Regions from separate parts of the Homo sapiens genome. Here region 1 is linked to region 2. A link is a contact called in ENCODE Hi-C or POLR2A ChIA-PET data. All regions are on one chromosome and are shown on one strand. The core of a region is the stretch at or near the end of the contact, and the rest is flanking DNA. Distances in the headings are between cores, read along the strand shown. Region 1 has its middle 8.7 kb from the start of FGR. Region 2 overlaps WDTC1 (WD and tetratricopeptide repeats 1).

Region 1 (5,815 bases), core at 1,897-4,396, 340 kb after region 2:
CGAGATTGTACCACTGCACTCCAGCCTGGGCAACAAGAACAAAACTCTGTCTCATAAAGAAAAAGAAAACAAGAAAAATGCCAGCTAGATGTGAGCACACAGCAAGATGGTGGCTGCCTACAGGACAAGAGAAGAGGCCTCAAAATAAAACCTACCTTGCCAGCACCTTGATCTTGGACTTCCCAGGCTCCAGAACTATAAGAAAAAGAAAGAAAGAAAGAAAATGCCCACTAATAAATATAGAGGGAATGTGAGAACTGGAAAAACTCCATTTAAAAAATTTTTATTTTTATTTTTTGAGATGGAGTCTCACTCTTTCACCCAGGCTGGAGCGCAGTGGTGCGATCTTAGCTAACTGCAACCTCCACGCCCCTCCCCCAACCCCAGGTTTAAGTGATTCTCATGCTTCAGCCTCCTAAGTAGCTGGGACTACAGGTGCCCGCCACTATGCCTGGCTAATTTTTGTATTTTTAGTAGAGATGGGTTTCACCATGTTGGCCAGGTTAGTCTCATACTGCTGGTCTCAAGTGATCCACCTGCCTCAGCCTCCCAAAGGGCTGGGATTGCAGGCATGAGCCACCGTGCCCAGCCAGGAAAAACTCCATTTTGTAATCCCAATTACATCACTGATTTAAGGAATCATCAATGGTTGATTGATGGTGGTGTCTCACCACCTGTAGTCCCAGCACTTTGGGAGGCCAAGGCAGGCGGATCACTTGAGGTCAGGAGTTCAAGACCGGCCTGGCCAATGTGGCAAAACCCTGTCTCTACTAAAAATACAAAAATTAGTGGGACGTTGTAGCATGCACCTGTAGTCCCAGCTACTCAGGAGGTTGGGGCTGGAGAATTGCTTGAACCCGGGAGGTGAAGGTTGCAGTGAGCCAAGATCATGCCACCGCACTTCAGCCTGAGTGACAGAACAAGACTCTGTCTCAAAAAATAAATAAATAAATAAAAATAAAGAATCATCAGTGATGTCCAGCAGGGTCAGTTCCTGGTGAGGGCTGTCTCCCTGACTTGCAATGGCCACCTTCTCACTGTGTCCTCGCATGGCAGAGAGAGAGCAAGCTCTTTGATGTCTCTTAATTTTTTTAAATTTAAGACTGTGTCTCGCTCTGTCACCCAGGCTGGAGTACAGTGATATGATCACAGCTCACTGCAGCCTTGACCTCTTGGGCTATAGCGATCCTCCCACCTCAGCCTCCCGAGTAGCTAGAACCATAGGAATGTACAACTACACCCGGCTAACTGTTCATTTTTTTGTAGAGACAGAGTCTCAGCATGTTGCCCAGGCTGGTCTGGAACTCCTGGGCTCAAGTGAACCTCCTGCCTCCCAAAGTGCTGGGATAACAGGGGTGAGACACCATGCCAAGCCTGGTGTCCCTTTTTATAAGGACACTAACCCTATCAGATCGGGGTCCTACCCGTATGATTTCATTTAACCTTAATTACTTCCAGAAAGGCCTCGTCTCCAAGTATAGTCACATTAGGGGTTAGGAATCCAACATATGAATTTGGGAAAGACAAAATTCAATCCATCACAGATGCTAAAACCCCTAGGTGAAAAGTTTTAAAGAAGACCATGTTCTCGGCCGGGCGCGGTGGCTCACGCTTGTAATCCCAGCACTTTGGGAGGCCGAGGCGGGCGGATCACGAGGTCAGGAGATCGAGACCATCCTGGCTAACACGGTGAAACCCCGTCTCTACTAAAAATACAAAAAAAATTAGCCGGGCGTGATGGTGGGCGCCTGTAGTCCCAGCTACTCGGGAGGCTGAGGCAGGAGAATGGCGTGAACCCTGGAGGCGGAGCTTGCAGTGAGCCGAGATTGCGCCACTGCACTCCTGCCTGGGCCACAGAGCGAGACTCCGTCTCAAAAAAAAAAAAAAAAAAAAAAAAAAAAAGAAGACCATGTTCTCACAGTGTGAAAGGAGCCCCACACAGATGATTTGGTATTTGCAAAGAGGATCACTCTTTTTCAATGAAGAGATCTGGTGGACGCCCCATAACCGTGCTTCCTATGTATGTATATACCATCACTATGAATAATTCTTTTTTTTTGGCCGGGTGTGGTGGTTCATGTCTGTAATCCTAGCACTTTGGGAGGTGGAGGCAGGTGGATCACAGAGGTCAGGAGTTTGAGACCAGCCTGGCCAACATGGTGAAACCCCATCTCTACTAAAAATACAAAAGATTAGCCAGGCATGGTGGCGGGTACCTGTAATCCCAGCTACTCGGGAGGCTGAGGCAGGAAAATCGCTTGAACCCGGGAGGCGGATGTTGCAGTGAGCCGAAATCACTGCACTCCAGCCTGGGCGACAGAGCAAGACTCTGTCTCAAAAATAAATAAATAAATAAATAAATAAATATTGCCATAAGAAAGTCAGTAGTAGAGGGTGACTGTTTTGTATTATAAGGGACTTCAAAGAGACATCACCACCAAATGTAATGCATAAACCTTGGTTGATTTCTTTGGTAAAAAGACCCAACTATCATTGTGCATATTAGTTGATGTGTTTTTCTCTCTCCTTCCTTGACTTTGGGCTCCACTAGGTTTCGTCGCTTTAACTTAGCATAGTTCAACCAGCATCTTGCAGCGTCTGGCACCCACTAGGTGCTTAATAAAGACCGACTGAGAAAACAGGAATGAAGGAAGGACAAAACTTTGCCTAGTGGAGAGGGATGACGTCTCAGAGGATTCTGAAGGACAAACAGGTTGCCCACAGGTGAAATCTCTGATTCAGCCTCCCACTCAGTGGCTCTAGTGCCAGACATGACACTCATTTTTGGGGAACCCAAACAGCAGAACTCTGACCAGCGGGTGGAGACTCGAGCAGGGAGGATTTCAGCTCAGGAGCAGGAAGAACTACAGCCGTGGGAATAGCTCAGCAGCAGAATAGCTGGTCTCGGGAGGTACCAAGGTGAGCATGCAGAGGGGACTCACACGGACTGACCTCATGCACAGGCAGGGAATGCACCTGCATGGTGACCCCGACCACAAGTCCCACCACCAAGCCTTTGCCCAAAGGTCCTCCCACCTGGCAGCCTCTCTGTCCCCTTTTTTGCCCAGGCTTAGCCTCCGAGAGAGCGGTATTTTCTCCCTTCTCTAAGCCCTGAGCACTTCTTCTCTGCACCACCAGGGGTCCTGTGGCACGATGTGCCTTTTTCGGGCAGGCATCTCTGCCTGGATAAGAAGCAAGGCCTCTGACAGGTTGTGCGAACTTGACCAAGTGTCTGCCTCTCTCTGGGCCCCTGTTTCCTTTTTTGTACAAGGATAAGGTGGGACAAGATGCCCCAAGAAGCCTGTTTAACCTTCAAATGTCTTTCTTGGAGTCTGGTCCTCTAGTCCTCTATGGCATTGGGGACTCCTAGGGGACAGGGACGATACTGGCTGAGGCCCCTGCCAGGACCCCCCAGGAACAGACCCAGCTTATCACCCCACAGTGTGGACATGCTGTGGTGATACTCTCACCTCCATTCTTGCTAAAGGCAGCGTGGCTCAAATTTAGGACCCACAAGTTACTGGCTGTGTGATCTTAGGCAAATGTCTTAACAACTCTGGGCTTTAGTTTCCACACCGATAAAACTAGAACAGTAATATCTGATTATCAGGATGAGGAGTAAAGGAAATGATGGCTTCGAAAGTATCTTGTACATAGCGGGTATACAAAAAGCTGTCAGGAGCCAGGGAGGGAGGTCTGATGAGGAGTTTTGGAATCTCTCCCATCACCACCCCAGATTCTAGTCTCTTCATCATCACAAGCTGCTTTATGCAGAGAGAGATACTAAATACCACATGTCTAGATCTAGAGTAGGCCTGGCACATAGTAGGTGCTCAATACATATTTGTCAAATGACAGATAAATCCTATAACCAATATCTTACTTGAGCCTTGAAGCAAACTGGTAAGGGGCAAGACAAGGGTACAGTTATTATCTCTGCTTCAAAGGTGAAGCCACTGTAGCTCAGAGAGGGAAAGTGACTTACCTAAGGTAACACAGCAGAGTTGGGCTTGGAACCCAGTTCCCTTCAGCTGTAGAACCCATAATAATGTCCCTCATCCATGCAGCCACTTTATAGACAGATTGCTAGGCTCTGCCTACGCTCACTCTCACATAAGGGAGTATCCCAGGGGGTGGTGCTTTGCCAAACACAAAGCAGGGCAGGCAGGCCAACTGGCCTGTCCCAGGGGCCCCACTCTGCTCCCTGATGACCCAGAGCCTGTGCTGGGTCACTGTGCTCCTTGGCTGGAGGCAGCTTGGCCTTGGCCTAGCAGACCCATGGAGCCACAGGACAGGTATCTTAGTGCAGCACGATGGGGAACCTGGGCCAAGTACGGCGGCTGAGCCTGTGGGACTACCTCTTGGGGCTGACCCACCCCAGGGGGCTCACAACAAGTCAACCTGGCAGGTCAGGAGTGTGCCATCCCCCAGGGCCTGGGTGCCCCCAACTTTCAGTGACTGCTGCCATATTTACGGTCAGTGAGACTCTTATTCTGGGGGTGGGAGGAGGGTTTCTAGAGTGGGTGGACTCTACCTGCCTGGAGTGCAGTGAGGAAGCCAGTGGGGTCATCACACAGCCCCCTCCCACCAGGAGTGCTGACGCATCCCTACACTGACGTCCAGGAGCCATCTGAGGCCTACGAGGACATGAGAACAAGCAGGGACCAGAGTGAGGACCACCGTAGTGCACTCTGGGGAGGCCGTGGAGTCCATCCTTCCCTCAGGGCAGGACAGAGCATTATAGAGGGGCTGGAGGTGATGGAATGGCGATTTTCACTGGGGGTGGGAGTGAGGGCTGGGGTATTAAAGTGGAGTGCAGAGTATTCGAATGGGTGCTGGAATATTTCAAGGGGATTGGAATATTTAAAGTTGGAGCAAAAATTTCAAGTTGAGGCTGGACTTTAAGAGTGGAGTGGAGGTTTGCCATAGGGGCTGGAGAACTTCCGCGACGATCAGAGTATTGCACAGTGGGGGCTAAAGAGTTTCACAAAGGCTGGGTTATTTCAGGCATATTATGGGGAGTGGGAGAGGACCTAGAGTATTTCAGTGAGACGCTGGAATCTTCCAGGGTAGGCTGGTATATTTCAGAGGTGAGTGAGAAAGGTGTATGCCCTTGGAGGCTGCCCAGGGAGCCCCCTTCAGCCCTGAGTCTGCAGGTCAAGGATCCTGGGGGTCCCTGGGAGTCTAGTCTTCTGCTTTCTCCTGTCCACCAGGGCAGGTCAGGACTGAGCCCTCCAGCTCCGCCACAGCAGTCCTTCTGCATGTGCCAAAATGTGACACCAGGGATCATGGCCTTGGGGATGTCTGCTGTTTATTTCCAAGTCAGTGGCACTAAGGAGCAGCCAGTCCCAGGGCACCCAATGCAGAGCATCCTGCTTGAGCTTTGGGGCTTCCAGGTAAGGACCAGGTCAACCTGGCCATCCCTCTGCCTGCAGGGAAGTCTCCCTTCCCTCCCCCGGAGCTCTCTCCCAAGAGTGGGACTCCCAGATGAAGTAGGGAGCATTCCTGGGCACAGAACCTTCTGCTTCCAGGGGTGTCTTTGCAGTCTACTTCCATCTCTCCTGCTTTGATGGGAGGCTTGTTAATTTCCTGAGTATGGGCGCTCTGTTGGGCTTTGTCTCAGTGGCTCCTGGACCTCCCGTAACTTGTGAGATCTGAGGACCTTGGGGGCCAGGAGTGCTTGATACTAGAAAGGGTGTCAGTGGGTGATGGAGGGAAGAGATTAGTGCCAGTTCTGGGTGACATCAACCCCCCAGGGGACAATTCCTATCCATTACACCAGGCACTGCTTTAGCTACTTACTGGGCTCTCGCTT
Region 2 (6,446 bases), core at 3,359-5,858:
CGTGTTTTTTGTTTTTTTTTTTTGAGTTGGAGTTTCGCTCTTGTTGCCCAGGCTGGAGGGCAATGGTGCGATCTCGGCTCACTGCAACCTCCGCTCTGCCTCCTGGATTTAAGCAATTCTCCTGCCTCAGCCTTCCAAGTAGCTGGGATTACAGGCACATGCCACGCCTGGCTAATTTTGTATTTTTAGTAGAGATGGGGTTTCACGATGTTGGTCAGGCTAGTCTCGAACTCCTGACCTCAGGTGATCCGCCCACCTCACCCTCCCAAATGCTGGGATTACAGGCATTAACCACTGCACCTGACCTTCTATTTTGTTTGTTTGTTTGTTTGTTTTGAGGCAGGGTCTCATTCTGTCACCCAGGCTGGAGTGCAGTGGTACAATCTCAGGTCACTGCAGCCTCGACATCCCAGGCTCAAGTGATTCCCCCACCTCAGCCTCCTGAGTAGCTGGGACCACAGGCACACGCCACCACACCTGGCTAGTTTTTGTATTTCTTGTAAAGACGGGGTTTTGCCATGTTGCCCAAGCTGGTCTCAAACTCCTGGGCTCAAGCAACCACCCTCCTGCCTCAGCCTCCTAAAGTGCTAGGATTACAGGCTACGCCACCATGCCCAGCCAAATGTGATTCTAATTAATGATAGTATTTCAAGCAGGACTTTGGGTAGATCAGATAGCCCACCCTGAATGCTAGAGCTAGGAAGATTTTCCAGCCTGAGGTTTGCTGGAAGTACCTCTTAGGATAGCTTGATTGTTCTATGCTCAACACTCACTGTGTTCCAAGACTCTAGTTCTTGAGAAACCAAGACCTGCTTACTGGTTCAACCACATCCTTACCTCACAGCTTCCATCTCTTTTTTTGCCCCCCTCAACTCTAGGTCTATTTGTTTGACTTGACTTACAAGCAGCGGCCGTACACCTTCCTCTTGCCTAGAAAATGCCACTCCTCGGGGGGTAAGTTCTCCCTTAGGGTATCTCTACTGCGGCGGTGTAGGGGAGCTTAAGTGCATGCTACACCTGCTGAGAAGCCTGCCCTTTACTCTGGACCGTGATCCTCCAAAAATAGCAGATCTCTGAAATAACCCCACCTATGCAGTAAGAAAGAGGATGACAATAGAGCAGAGATCTCTTCAAGAGCTTTGCATCACTGCCCTTTTTGCTTCCCTCTGAAAAGACAGGTTCCTTCCATGGCTTGGCTCTTGAGAACCTGAAATAGTTCCCCTCTCCTTTGTATCCTGGCCCAGTCTTCTCATTGATTTCTTCCTGGGGCCTACAGTTGATTTAGGCACCTCCTCACTCCATTCCCACCCCCAGCCCCAGCCCTAGCCCCAGCCCCAACCCTAGCCCCAGCCCCAGCCCTAGCCCCAGCCCCAGCCCCAGCTGAGTAATGCCACGGTGAAGTTGTGTCCCTCGCCAGCCAGCAGAGGGCGCACGGGCTTTTCTTTATGTCAGAACTTGCTTTCTGGGAATGGATCTTACTCTGGGAGAACAGTCCCACGATGGAACCATCAGACCCCGTGATGGAAGCTAGAGGGCTGCCAGGAAGAAATGGGTCCTCTTCCTGAGTTGTTGCTGTCACTTTCTCACTATCTCCTGCCAGAAGTCCAGAATGGCAAGATGTCCACCAACGGTGTGTCCAACGGTGTGTCCAATGGCCTGCACCTTCATAGCAATGGCTTCCGGCTGCCGGAGAGTAGGGGACATGTCAGGTGAGGCCAGCTGGCTTGTCCAGCCCTCCAAGCCCCAGTTACACTATATGGACTGGAGGGAGGGACATAACCTGTAAATCTTCCTCCTGACCCACACCCACTCATGCATCCCAGAGAGTGAGGACCAAGGCAAAGAGCCTTCTTGGAGGGTGCCTAGTGTTTCCAGTGCCCCTCTGCCTGGCAGAACACTAGTCATGGTCAGACTGTAGCTCTAGCCTGTTGGTACCAGTAACTGGGGTCAGGACTCAGGAGCTAGCTGCCTCTTAGCACTGAGCTGTCTCCAAAAAGGGGCTGCATACAAATGGGCCTCCGCATTATATTATTCCCCATCCTATAGCATATCCTTGCCTCTTTTCTCTGCCAGCCTCTGTGCTGGGCTTTGGATACAGAGGCGCTCAAATTCCCTAGCCTTGAGAGAAATAGAGTTCTCTAGACAGCGATCCACAGGAGGGACTCGGGTGGTCATAAGGTTCAGCTCAGCATGGAGGCAGGTGGTATCAGCTACTACCATGCCCAGGAGTTGAAGTACAGCTTCATTTCTGCCCTTCTTTTCACTGGCTGAGAGTATTTGGAATGGTATTTGGAATGAAATTCCAAATGGTATTCCCTATCACAGTAATAGGTAATATCCCAGACCAGGGTAGTGGTCCCCTCTTCCAGATAGCAGTCAGATCCCAGGGGCCAAGAAAATCTGGGTGGCCCTCAGGCCATGTTACAGACTCCCTGAGGGGCTGCTCTGACCTTCTTTGACTGTTCTGACTTGGCTCTATTTCCCCTGCAGCCCCCAAGTAGAGCTACCACCATACCTGGAGCGTGTGAAACAGCAAGCCAATGAGGCTTTTGCCTGCCAGCAGTGGACCCAAGCCATTCAGCTTTACAGCAAGGCTGTGCAGAGGGCCCCTCACAATGCCATGCTTTATGGAAACCGAGCAGCAGCCTACATGAAGCGCAAGTGGTGAGTGGCCACTGCAGAGGGGATCTGGGTCAGGATGAGGGAGAAAGCAGCTGGACCAAAAGGCAGGGGCCTGATGGAGCCAAGTTGCCAAGGCATCCAGGGAAAGTGGCAAGAACATATTGCTGCCTCTTAGGGCTTCTTGGCCTCTCCTCCCCACCTCCAGGCTAATGGTGGGCAGGCACCTGACCCATTAATCAGGAAGTCTCAAGCACTAAGGAAGCTCACAGTTACGTGGAACATGTTCAAAACTAGTTTCTACATGGCATATTATTATAAAGTGCTGTGGCCCCTGGGGAAGTATGAGTTGAGGACTGTTAGTCCCAACTGTTGGAGAATTGGACTTTGAAGAGCAGTGGAATCTTGCTAAGTGGAAATGAGGGGTTTGGTGAATTCAGTTGGTATGTGTCTAAAATATTCTGCAGTCCCTTGCCCCTCTAAGGCTTGCTTTCTGTGTTCTTAGACCCTTTGGACTGAGTACAAACCATATCCCAGAGATCCAAAGCTGGCTATGGGTCACGCTAGGGTATGGTGGCTGGTAATAAAGAAGTAGACCATATCTGAAAGAACTCCTCATCTTTGGAGACCATCAGGGCCCCCAGCCCTACTGCCTGCAGCACCAGCAGGCAAGCAGACATGCAGACCCCGCCCCCCCATCCCCCAGCCAGGGCCAGGACTAGAGATGGATAGAGCTGGGCCCACAGCCATTTCTGCTCCGTCTGGCATCCGTCGGCTCTGCCCAGACAGACAGGCCAGCTGGTGTGCCATCGTCTGGCTGCAACTCGGCAGGCCAGAGAGGGAAACTTAAGAAACCCACCCAAGTCAGCAGGATGGTAATGCTAGGTGGGGGTGGGGAAGATGCTGTCCCCCGGCCTTAGCTAAGGCATCAGGAGTTGGCCAAGGGCTCAGGTGGTAGCCAAACCCAGGAGATGACTGTTTTGGATGAATCGTGAGTTGATTCACCTCTCTGTCCAACAAACAGTTGGGTAGAACTCAGTGGTCCTCATCCAGGCTGTAGGCTAAGAGCTCAGCTTCACTCCTGCATTCTTGCTAAGAGAGGTTGGTGATTTCCTAATCCATATGTGCCCTCAGCATGTTCTCTGAGCTCCTACTATGTGCTAGGTACTAGGAACACAAAGTTCTATCACTCTGAGTTCCTGTGCTCCAGAGGAGCCTCTCCAGACAGTGGGTAAAGTGGTGGACATAGTTCAGCATTAAAGAGATAGGAAGCAGTGAGTCTTGTGAATGGTCAGGTAAAGGGCTGTGGGCATCAAGAAAAGTTGGGTCGCTTTAGCTGGGGAGCAGGGAAGCATCAGAAAGACATGGCGTCTGAATGGGCTTTAAGTGTAGGCAGGCTTAGACAGGAGATGAAGGAGAGGAGGGGCCTGTGGGGGAAGGACATTCCAGGGAGATGAAATGGTGTGAACAAAGGCATGGGGGTGGGGGACTGACTGAAGAGCTTGTTTGCAGAACAGCAAATCCATTTGGCTGGAGCAGAGGGTTCGGAAAGGGACTGGCAGGAGATGAGTCTGTGAGGTAGCCTGGGGCCGGCCTAGGGAGAGCTTGGAATGCAGAGCGGTGACGTTGGCCTCGATTCAGTGCATGATGGGCAGCTACTGGAGAGTTCTGAGCAGGAGAGGGATGTGCCGAGGGCTGTCCTTTCAGGGAGATTGATCTGGCAGTGAGTCTAGGAAGGGTGAGCCCTGGGGCCAGCCTGCTCTCTACCCCCATCCCCACATGCCTGCCAGTGACCCCTAGAATGTCACATTCTGTCCTGGGCCAGTCTCCCCAGGGCTGCCATCTGCTCCTGGATGCAGTGGGAGCTGTCACCCTCTGGCTCCTGGCTGGTCTCTGGTCTGGCTCTCCCCAGGAGCTCAGAGGGGCACCTTGCAGGCAGTAATTGGGTTTCCAAACAGTGCCTGCTCCTTCGTCAGAGCCACTCATCCTGACGCAGGCCACGCCATTGAAGCAGCTCTGTTTCCTGCCTGCCCCCACATGGGCTGAGCTGCTGGTTCCTGGTCTGAGCGTGGCTGTTCCGAGGACTGGGTGCTCCCTCTGAGTGCTGCAGAAGGAGGCTCAGGAAGAACCTTCCCATGTCAGGCCTGCCTTAGCCATGCCGGATTGTTGTGAGCTGTGCCCTTGGAGAAGGGGCCATTAACTCTAAGGGGTGCCTCTTACTGCTGCTTGGCACAGTTGGGTCCTAGGCCTACTCCAGCCCAGCTGAAAAAAAAAAATGGCTTCTGAAGAAGCAGTTCCTGTGGCCTGTCTGGCTCTCCAGACAAGAGGCAAGGACAGGTCTGTGGGTGCTGGGGGAGTATGCTTCCTATATTCTGGCACAGGGTGGGAAAAGGAGGGGCTTCTCTGACCTCCTTTCACTTCCTCTTTCCCCGCTTCCCCATCAAAAGCACTCCCACTTCCCTTCATCCATGCTTCAGGAGGTTGGAGAAGTGAGTGGGGACGATTTGGAGCTCCTGGTGTGCACAACCCCCCTTACCATCAGCTTCCAGAGAGCTGACTCTGCCAGACTGTCAGGCCCCATCCTCCAGCCCCAGGAGGTAGAGGCCACAGCTGCTGTGGATCAGTCAGCCAGGACAGGGGGGGGTCTGGCTGAGGGCTTGCTGCCTGCTGGTCAGACCCTGCGTCCCCAGCCTGACACTTCTGGCTTCCCCAGACCACAGAACTGTCCTTGAGGGCCCCCTGCCTTGGATGTGGCTTTGAAGGCCAGCCGGGGGTGATTTGAGAAGGTGGATGGGGGAAGAGAGAAGGAGGGCTTGGGGAGCCTGTGGTGGGCAAGATGCCAGGCCTTCTGCTGCAGAGCTGCGGGTGCCTGGGGTGAGCCAGTGTGCAGTTGCACTCTGTGCCCAGCAGAGGGCAGCCTGACACCAGCTTTTGCCACCCTCAAGACCTCAGGGTTTCCTGGCTTGCTCCTTAACCATACTCTGTCTCCTGATGGGGGAGGCCTGGGCTGAGCCAGGATTCTCTTCGTCCTCAAGTCCCCTTGCCATGAGATCTGTCAGTGGTGGGCTGGGGTGGCCACAGGAAGCAGAGGAGACTGAATGGGGACCCCTTGCTTGCCACGTGGCTCCACCTCCAAGCCGCTCTTCCCTGCCTTCCCAGGGATGGTGACCACTATGATGCCCTGAGGGACTGCCTCAAGGCCATCTCCCTAAACCCATGCCACCTGAAGGCACACTTTCGCCTGGCCCGCTGCCTCTTTGAGCTCAAGTATGTGGCTGAAGCCCTGGAGTGCCTGGACGACTTCAAAGGGAAATTTCCGGAGCAGGCCCACAGCAGCGCTTGTGATGCATTGGGCCGCGACATCACAGCTGCCCTCTTCTCTAAAAATGATGGTGGTGAGTGGGCACTGAGGAGGGGGTGCTGTTACTCTTTCTCTTTGAGATGCTGCATGACATTCTGGAGAGGTCATGGTTCTGGGATTGGAGAGGCCTGGGTTCAGATGTTGATTCAGAAACCATGCAACTTTGGGGCAGTTACTTGGTGTCTCTCTCAGAGTGTTTCCTGGTCTGAAAAGGAGGCATGCCAGCACCTCCCACTGAGCGTTTCTATTGAGGATCAGCATGTTTAAATGGCATGTTTAAAGCACCTGGGGGAGTGCCTGGTGCCCAGGATAGGAGGAAGCTGAGCTCAGTCAGGCTCCCGCTAGGCATTCACACCTGCTTAGACAGGGCCCTGGTGGTTCCACTTGGGCATCTGAGAGGCAGAAGCTGGTCATTGTGTTTGTTCCGAGTGTACAAGTGCAGCAGAGACAATAGCGCAGAGCAGTA

Evidence for each region. Hi-C counts contacts between places; a loop is a spot of excess contacts on that map. ChIA-PET counts read pairs that join two places held with the same protein, here RNA polymerase II (POLR2A). Pooled maps may share reads with other maps.
Region 1: a map of colonic mucosa shows a loop between it and region 2 (2.3-fold over the local background). The contact joins two enhancer-like sites. A Hi-C loop is called at or near these places in 2 of 168 maps with a recorded cell type or tissue (colonic mucosa and right cardiac atrium), 1 of 37 single-sample maps with no recorded cell type and 2 of 50 pooled maps. POLR2A ChIA-PET finds 5 or more read pairs at or near these places in 1 of 52 experiments (activated CD8-positive, alpha-beta T cell).

What each region holds. Positions count from the first base shown.
Region 1 is chr1:27,640,930-27,646,744 of GRCh38, forward strand. No RefSeq gene overlaps it. Among named protein-coding and RNA genes, the nearest start is that of FGR, 8.7 kb to the left of the region's middle. RefSeq lists an enhancer at 3,253-3,352. Within about 2 kb of position 3,147, at least 3 of the 41 ENCODE cell types and tissues checked have a DNase peak (open chromatin) inside an H3K27ac peak, as active enhancers do.
Region 2 is chr1:27,295,448-27,301,893 of GRCh38, forward strand. WDTC1 (WD and tetratricopeptide repeats 1) reads left to right here. Exons shown (of 16, transcript NM_001276252.2): 10 at 879-954; 11 at 1,601-1,709; 12 at 2,491-2,664; 13 at 5,779-6,014. Among named protein-coding and RNA genes, the nearest start is that of TMEM222, 23 kb to the right of the region's middle. RefSeq lists enhancers at 3,875-4,388, 5,211-5,270, 5,416-5,928, 5,929-6,442. Within about 2 kb of position 4,609, at least 24 of the 41 ENCODE cell types and tissues checked have a DNase peak (open chromatin) inside an H3K27ac peak, as active enhancers do.